2 separate regions of the Homo sapiens genome follow, and region 2 is linked to region 1. A link is a contact called in ENCODE Hi-C or POLR2A ChIA-PET data. All regions are on one chromosome and are shown on one strand. Each heading gives the region's core, a stretch centred on a gene start or an enhancer-like site at or near the end of the contact. The rest is flanking DNA. Distances are from core to core; before and after follow the strand shown.

Region 1 (4,233 bases), core at 556-3,055:
AGGGAAACTGGGCTGTGAGCCACACACTTCTCCCCCCAGACAGGGACACAGGGTCACTGAGCTTTGTGTCCCCAGGAACTGGTATAGGGCACCTAGAGGTGTTCAATAAATGTTTGTCAAATTGAATTTGTTGGTGGAAACTGGGAACATTGAGGCAGACTTTCTGGGAAGAATGGTCATCTGAGGCCATATGGAAGATAAACAGCACCATGGCAGATGAGCCTGTGACTGAGGGGGACCAAGGACTCCCAGCTGGCCTGTAACTATGCAGGCTCCTCACATGACCCAAGCCAAGCTTCTCTGGTCATTTTCGGCCCCAGCTTCCCCTCCTGAGTAAGCCTAAGCCGGCAAAGCACTGACCATCATCCTGGGCTTCTGAGTGGCTGGAGTCATGGCTCTGGCACAGCCCTGGGCAGTCTTCCATCAGTCTCCTCTGTATCTCAGATTGGACTTCTACCCCCAAATTCCCACTTCTTCTTCAGGGCCTCACAGTTTATTTTGTTGCAGTTTCCAGGCCTCTCTGTATACAGACTTTGTACTGCCCAATTCATTGCATCCTGTCCACTCTCTGCCTCTAGGCCTTGTCCCCCAGTGAGCTCTTTCCTTATGGAGAAGGTACATTGTGGGCTGAGTGTGGTGGCTTATGCCTGTAATCCTAGCCTTTTGGGAAGCTGAGGCAGGAGGATCGCTTGAGCCCAGGAGTTCAAGACCAGCTAGGCAACATAGTGAAACCTCATCTTTACTAAAAACCAAAAAAATTAGCCAGACATGATGGCATGTGCCTGTATTCCCAGCTACTTGGGAGGCTGAGGCTAGAGTACTGCTTGAGCCCAGGAGGTCAAGGCTGTAGTAAGCTATGATCACTCCATTGTACTCCAGCTTGTATGACAGAGTGAGACCCTGTCTCAATAAAAACAAGGTACATTGCTTAGAGAAGCCTAATCCTAGGAGTTCTATCCTAGAAACTGCTATCTTGGACTCTGGTTTCTTTCTTTCTTTCTTTTTTTTTTTTTTTTTTTGAGACAGAGTCTTTCTCTGTTGCCCAAGCTGGAGTGCAGTGGCACGATCTCAGCTCACTGCAAACTCTGCCTCCTGGGTTCAAGCAATTATCACACCTCAGCCTCTGGAGTAGCTGGGACCACAGGTGCGCACCACCATGCCCGGCTAATTTTTGTGTTTTTAGTAGAGATGGGGTTTCGCCATGTTGGCCAGGCTGGTGTCAAACTCCTGGCCTCAAATGATCTGCTGCCTTGGCCTCCCAAAGTGCTGGGATTACAGGCCTGAGCCCCTCTGCCTGGCCGACTCTGATTTATCTCTTATCAACACCCGTGCCTCCCCTGACTCAATTTTTAATTTGTCCCGCTCATTTTACCTAAGGAATGACTCTCCTGTTGGTTTTCCTTATCTTTATTCTCTTTTTTTTTTTTTTTTTTTTTTTTTTTTTTGACAAAATCTCCCTTTGTCAAACAAGCTGGAGTGCAATGGGGTGATCTCGGGTTACTCAACCTCCGCCTCCCGGGTTCAGGGGATTTTTTCACCTCACCCTTCCGAGCAGCTGGGATTACAGGCATGGGCCACCACACCTGGCTAATTTTTGGGTTTTTAATAAAAAAGGGGGTTCACCATGTTGGCCGGGCTGGGCTAACTCATGGGCTCAACTGGCCAAGGGTCTGAAAATGTAGGCCTGAACCACTGCACCTGGCCGGCATTTCGTTGGCTTTTAGTTCAAATAAAATTCTACTTCCTGTCCTAAAGGGGAAGTGAGATATGTAGATAGACAACACAGTTTAGTAAGAGCCTCAACAGAAGCACACACTGGTGGCAATCCAAATTTTGCTGGGGTATGGGAAGTCAGCAAATAGTAATTAGAATAGCTGCCATTTTTAATTGCAATTGCAAGACTGTGCCCTACAGTTTAAATACTTTATCTGATTTAAGCTGCAGAGAAGGCTTTGATGTTCTCAGCTGGATAAACTGAGGTTTAGAGAGGTTTGTGTTTAGGACCTTCTCCAAGGTCACATATGTAACAGGTGCAGAGCCAGGACTGCAGGCTGGTTTGTCTGACTTCAGAACCTGTGATACACTGAACAAGGCCAAGAGGTTCAGCAGTGGAGACCCCTTTCTTCTTCGTGGATCTCCAGCACTTGGTTTAAATGGCCAGGTGAGCCCTTATGCTTGGGGAAATGTCTGACTTGTTTGAGAACAGGCACCATATCTTGTTCATCACTGCATGCTTAATGCCTAGCAGGGTCCAGGCACTCAGTAGTTGCTTTCTGAATTAGATTATCCCATTGAAAACCTACACTTCAACCCACATTACTCTTCACTCTTGCACATTGTCTTCTTCCTCTTAATAAGTCAAACTTGTTGAAAGTATTGCCCATCTACACACCTTCTGATTCTTCACTTCTGATCATATGTTAACCCACTCCAGCCTGGTTTCTGTCCCCACAACTTCAGCAAAATACCTTTGTCACCACTGACCTCCATGCTGCCAAAAACAATGAACATCTCTCTTTTCTCATATCAGTAGCTCTGTGAGCAACATTCAACGCAGTTGCCTTCCCCTTCCTTCCTGATATATTTGGTCTCTTGGCTTCATAATACTACTCTTTCCTTCATCAGCTCTAAGTAGCATAATATTACCCTCTACCTCAATTCTCCTTTATTTCCTTAGCTGGGACTTTTTTTATCTCCCCAAACTCTGTGTTCTTCAGACTTGGCTCTGGGCCCCCATTCTTTATTTCTCTATGCTCTCTTTCACAAGTCTAAATAGTACTTATATGTGGATGGCTTTTAAAATTATATCTCCCCCTGCAAAACTCATTTCTGAGCTCCATGCTTGTACATCCAACTGGCTACTTGACATATCTACATAGCTGGCTTCCAGATATCTCAAACTTAACGTGTCCCAAAATGAACTCGGGTTTTCCCGTCAGAACTCTTCACACTCCAGGTTTCTCCATTTCAGTTAATGACATGGCCATTCTCTCTGTTCCTCACACCAGTTAGGGGAATGTGTTGATGCTTCCCTTCACTTTACCCCCACATTCAATCCGCTGGATGTGAACTTCCAAAGTTCATCTCTAATCCATTGACTTCCTCTCATTTACACCCTCATGCTCCTGGCTACATCATTTCTCATCTGGGGTACTGCGGTAGCCATCTAACTAGTCTCCCCATTTTATTTTATTTTATTTTATTTTATTTATTTTATTTTTTTTGAGATGAAGTCTCGCCCTGTTGCCAGGCTTGAGTGCAGTGGCACAATCTCGGCTCACTGCAACCTCCGCCTCCTGGGTTCTAGCGATTCTTGTGCCTCAGCCTCCTAAGTAGCTGGGACTACAGGCGCCTGCCACCACGCCCAGCTAATTTTTGTACTTTTAGTAAAGACGGGGTTTCACCATGTGGGCCAGGATGGTCTCAGTCTCCTGACCTCGTGATCCACTGCCTCGGCCTCCCAAAGTGCTGGGATTACAGGCGTGAGCCACCGCGGCTGGCCGATTATTTAGATTATTAAAGGTCACTGCAGTCCCGTTTCAAGCTCCAATATCATGTCTGTTTTAAAGCATCCTGCTCCGCTATTGTTGGCTAGATTGTAGTGGGAGTGCTGGGAGGGGTGACGGTTAGAGACTCTTTCCCTGCTCCTCTGGCACCAGCACCTTAGAGAAGGGTGGGGATAGTCTAGTTCTGAGATGTCTTTCTATCACACTTCTCAGCCTCAGGATTGGGAAAGGGGAGAGATGTAAAGGAGGGGGTAATCATTTTGGCCTCACCCTGGTTTGATGTGCTTCTAACTGATGCTGATATATATTCTCTACTGATGTGGAGGTCTCTACTGAGATGGTGGTCAGGGTTCTTCCTGATGTGAAATCCAGCTCCCTCAGATATGGGGGTGGAACTGCCCAGAGAAGAACAGCTGTATCTACGACTGGTCCTGAAAGTGGTCCTTGTTCCAAGCCCCCTCTCTGGGTAAGGTTTACCTTACCTGGCCCAGCCACTGCTTTTTCCCTAACCTCAGTGGTTTTCTCAATAGACCCACCAGAATGGCTGAGGATCTCTTCTCTTCCTGCCCAGGGGTGCAGAGATCAGAGTTGGGTAAGAAGTCACCCCATCTTCTTTTTAGGCATATTCCACCAATACCTCTTCAAGCTCTGCTGGCCTGGGCTACTCCATCCTTCAGAAATCCCCAGATGAGAAGCAGGCACCAGAATGTTCACACATGGTGAGCTC
Region 2 (4,233 bases), core at 807-3,306, 1.0 Mb before region 1:
GCTCAGTGCTAGCAACGGTGGAACCCTATATAGTGACCTCTGCTTTATTTCAAATCTGCGAGCCACAGGCAGTGGCCCCTCTGCACAGTACCTGAAAGGCCTGCTTTCAGGTCGAAGCGCCTTCTTGAGCAAGACCTGCACCTCAGCTGGCGACGAAAGGGGGACAGGGACACGACGGCGCCAACATTCCAGGGCGGCCACACCGCAAGCCTGCGGTCGCGTTCCGCGGGGAGATGAGCCTTCGCTCGCCACGGAGACCCCTGGCCCTATGGCCGGCAGCTGCTGCGCTGCGACCCCAGCCTCAATATCATAGCATCCCCGCCCTCATCGCGTTTCGCAGAAAATAAAAATGCCTCGCCCTGCTAGTCAGCAATGGGAGAGTCACTGATCCCCAAGTTAGCGGTGGGAGTGGGGAAGTGTGGCCCCGGGCCCTGCTGGAGCCTAAAGACACGCGATTACAGAGGAGGACGAGCCAAACCGAGTCCAGATCGAGAGACCGGCGCCCAGATCTCGGCGCGGTTGGGCAACACTCAGCACCAGTCCGCAGAAAAGTCTAAGGCAGAGGAGAGCAAAGGGAGCCAACGCGGGCGCAAATGATCCAGGTGCAGCCGAGGCAGCGCCGCCGCCCCGGGCCTCGGTGTCCCGTTCTGCAAAGTGAGGACGAAGGATCGAAGTGTCTCCCCGACCCTGCTAGGGCTCTACAGGGAACCAGGCTAAAGCTGCCTGAGGCTCGGAGACCGGAAAAAGAGGGAAAGACAACAGGGAAGAGAAAGGGAGGAGTGGGTGGGAGACCCTGAGGAAAGACGGCGAGGACAGGGTTGGAGGGTTTTCCGCCTTCCTCCTCTTCCTCCTACACCTGAGTTCTCACCGCTGGGCCAAGGCCCAGAGCCCACGGAGCTTAGGCACCAGTAGCCAAGCTTCTCCCTCCTCGCGCCAGTTTCTGCGAGGCACGGGGCAGACGGTGGGCAGCACAATCATGCATGCCAGGGGTGCAAGGGGGAGAGGTCCGGCTGGAGTCCGAGGGCAGGTGAGCCGGCCTGGGGCTGGGCAGGGGTGAGATAGCCCCAAGCGGGGAATCGCAGGGCGCCTGCGGCCCAGCCCGCGAGCCCCGGACGGGCCAAATTTTATTCCCCAACTTTGAGCAAGGGGAGGGGGTGTATGCAAAAAAAAAAAAAAAGGAAAAAAAAGTTGCTGAACTTTTCCCCCAACTCTGCCGTAGAGGCGGGAGTGGAGGGCGGTGCCTGCACCGATTCGCCGGCGGCTACGGTCGGGAGGCTCGGATTGGCGCTCGGGGGCCGGGGCCGGGGCGAGCGGGCGTGGGGGAGGGGAGCGGCCCTCCCCGCCCGCGGTATCGGCTCGCGCCGGGAGCGGGTTAATTTCAAATCGGGGGCTTGGCTGCTCCTGGACGGTCACGCTCCCTCTGCCCGCCAGCCGGCCCGCCAGTCCCGGTCCCGGCGTCTCTCTCCGGCACCCACCTCGGCGCTGCGGAAAGACTGACTGCCAGGTACGCGGGCTCCCGGGCCTGAGAGGGGCAGCGGTGCTGACGAGTCCCGGCTCAGCCCCCGCCGGCTCCCGCCGTGAGGTGGACTGACAGGTCAGCGGGACGCAGAGGGGCGCGGCGCCCGGGCGACACGGCACCGGGAGAGGGCTCGGGAGGGTGGCGGCGGCGGCGGCGGCGGCCGTTTCCCGCCTCCCGCTTCGCCGGGGGCCGTGAGGGAGGAGCTGAGCTCCCGCGCAGAGGGGCGGGGGCGAACGAGGGGGAGGGGCGGGGTTGCCGTGGTTCCGGGCGCGGGTTTGCCCGCGCTCAGGCCCCGCGCAGCTAAGGGGAGGCGCCGGCCACGGTCCGACTTTCCGCGCCAAATTTTTAAATCGAAGGCGGAAGGTCCGGCCCCGCCCCTGGCGCCGTCGGCCAATCGCAGGCCCGCTTCCGGCCCTCTGATTGGTCGGGAATTGTTGTCCTGGAAACCACGATGATGCTGTCCGGGAACTGTCGGGACTGCGGCGGGCGGACAGGGCCTGGGGGAGGGGCCTTTGGCCGAAAGTTGGGGGAAGTGCACTGAGCGAGTGGCGGCCGGGGGACAGTACCTGCTTGCCTTATTGGGCAAATACAGCCTTCCAAGGTGGAGTCTAACGCCGTGGTGTGAACTGGCCACCCGAACAGGGAGTAAATAGTGCTTTGTATCTTTAAGGAAGCCCTTTTTTAAATTTAAAAAAAAAGTCTTAATTATAAGACTCTTTAAATGCCCAACTGCATACTTGGAGCTTTGGGACTGAATTTGGAACTTTCCTGTCAAGCGACCTCCCACGACTTTACTGCTGAGCCTGTGCACGTGTGTGTAAGGGGAGAAATCCAGGCATCTAGATGCAGACTTGTACCCAGTTACTTGGGGTCGCGTGCGCTCAGCTGGGACCTGGGCTCGTGCGCTTAGTCCGGAGCCCTGATCTGCGAACAGGTGGGTGCTTCCTAAAGTATTCGCTGGGGTCCGGAGAATGGCTCGCCTTTTCTACAGATGGGAGAGGGCTGTCACTAGAAATTCCGTGGGTTGCTTGAAGTCTTAGGACCGCCGATCCGTTTGCTGAAGGAATTTACTGGCATTTGTTGGCGTTCTCCGCTCAGTGGGGCGATCTCTGGTCGAGAATAAAATGTAAATCTAGTTTGTCATTTTTCGTTAGGCTTTGTTTCCGTAGCCTCTTGTCCGTGAAGGAATTTTCAACAGATCTTTTGGTTCTTGTTTTTCTCTAACTTTTTCTATTTCCTTTTTTCTTTAAGGATATTAAAACTTTTAGTACAATTGATTGGACTACTTGAACCATCGGGATTTGGGGAGGAACTCCAGATTTTTCATTTTTAAACTCTAAATGTATGAGGAATTTACAGAATGGAGAACGAAAAGGTACTTTATAACTTCAGTATTCATCATTGCAATTTTAAATTCAGTATCATCCTGATTTAACTCCATAATTTTTCCCTATCCAATGTGTTTTCTTAATGCCACAACCTTGGTTAGCCTCTGTAAAGACCTGGAAAAAATGAACCTTATCTTATAGTTTCAAAAATATATAGTTTAAAATATATACTAATTTAATTAATATAGTTTAAAAAATGAAAATTATCTTAAAAAGAAATTCAGTCTCCAATCATGTCAAATGCCCTTTCTGAATTCCAGTTGTTCAAGAATCCTCAGAAATGTTGTAATGAAACTAACAAATTTTATTATTCTTAAAAATACCTTTTCTCTCTTTATGTCTGAGACAGCTACCAAATCATTAAAAACTAGAAAGAGTGTAAAGGGGCAAACCTACCCCTCTTCAAAAATTCGTTAGTTTCATTACAACATTTCTGAGGATTCTTGAACAACTTGGAATTCAGAAAGGGCATTTGACATGTTTGGAGACTGAATTTCTTTTTAAGATAATTTTTTACCAAATTGGCAGCTTATTTATGGGGTCTGCAAAATGCTCTGTTTAGGGGGCAAACATTTTGTAAAATTACAAAAGAATTGTCTGTGGGGGGTGTCCAACTACTAATAGGTTTAAAAAAGTGAACTTACATGCATATTTCCTAATAGTTTTAGATGTTAGTCAAATAAGAGAATTACTATTGCTTCTGATAATCTGAGGCAAAGAAAAAGCCTATTGTCAGATCAGTACATCTCAGATGCACACACTGGCAAGGAGCTCCTGTTGGGTCCACCATACTGACTTCCATGTAAGAAGAGCACCATACTTGGAGTGAAAATATCTGTGTTCCACTCCTACGTGACCTCTCTCAGCCTGCATCTTCTCTTCTGCGAGCTAAGAATGCAGGATTCCATGAACATACAAACGGAAATGCACTTGATAAACCCAAGATGTCACAACATGTCCCATTTGTCCATGTTCTTAAAGTTATTTGGTCTGCCTATTATTTTACTTATTGCTGTTCCAAGCATTTTCTTTAAAATAGATAAAGATGGGAGTAGTGTGTGAAGTCCCTGGTGTCCAAAACTGGAAGGAACATAGTCTCCATTAGCCTTATTTATGAACTGCTGTTAATTTACCCTTTTGTCTCAGTGGCTATCCTGCTTCTGCCAGGATCTAGCTTTGTGGTCTTAGGTAGCTGTTAGGTTGATGCAAACATAATTGCTGTTTTTGCCATTACTTTCAGTAGCAAAAGCCACAATTACTTTTGCACCAACCTAATCATTTTACTTCTCTGGGCCCCATTTTCTCTATCTGTAAAATGAGGGAGTG

Evidence for each region. Hi-C counts contacts between places; a loop is a spot of excess contacts on that map. ChIA-PET counts read pairs that join two places held with the same protein, here RNA polymerase II (POLR2A). Pooled maps may share reads with other maps.
Region 2: a pooled map shows a loop between it and region 1 (6-fold over the local background). The contact joins the promoter of E2F8 here to the enhancer-like site in region 1. A Hi-C loop is called at or near these places in 1 of 37 single-sample maps with no recorded cell type and 1 of 50 pooled maps. POLR2A ChIA-PET finds 5 or more read pairs at or near these places in 1 of 52 experiments (GM12878).

What each region holds. Positions count from the first base shown.
Region 1 is chr11:18,227,248-18,231,480 of GRCh38, reverse strand. It overlaps SAA2-SAA4 (SAA2-SAA4 readthrough), which reads left to right. Exons shown (of 6, transcript NM_001199744.2): 6 at 1-126. It overlaps SAA4 (serum amyloid A4, constitutive), which reads left to right. Exons shown (of 4, transcript NM_006512.4): 4 at 1-126. Among named protein-coding and RNA genes, the nearest start is that of SAA4, 7.4 kb to the left of the region's middle. RefSeq lists a silencer at 2,051-2,100. Within about 2 kb of position 1,805, at least 2 of the 41 ENCODE cell types and tissues checked have a DNase peak (open chromatin) inside an H3K27ac peak, as active enhancers do.
Region 2 is chr11:19,238,768-19,243,000 of GRCh38, reverse strand. E2F8 (E2F transcription factor 8) reads left to right here and starts at 2,056. Exons shown (of 13, transcript NM_024680.4): 1 at 2,056-2,453; 2 at 2,771-2,894. The coding sequence starts at 2,880. All of the region lies in intron 1 of CSRP3-AS1 (CSRP3 and E2F8 antisense RNA 1), which reads right to left. RefSeq lists enhancers at 1-279, 280-851, 1,057-1,166 and a silencer at 1,287-1,986.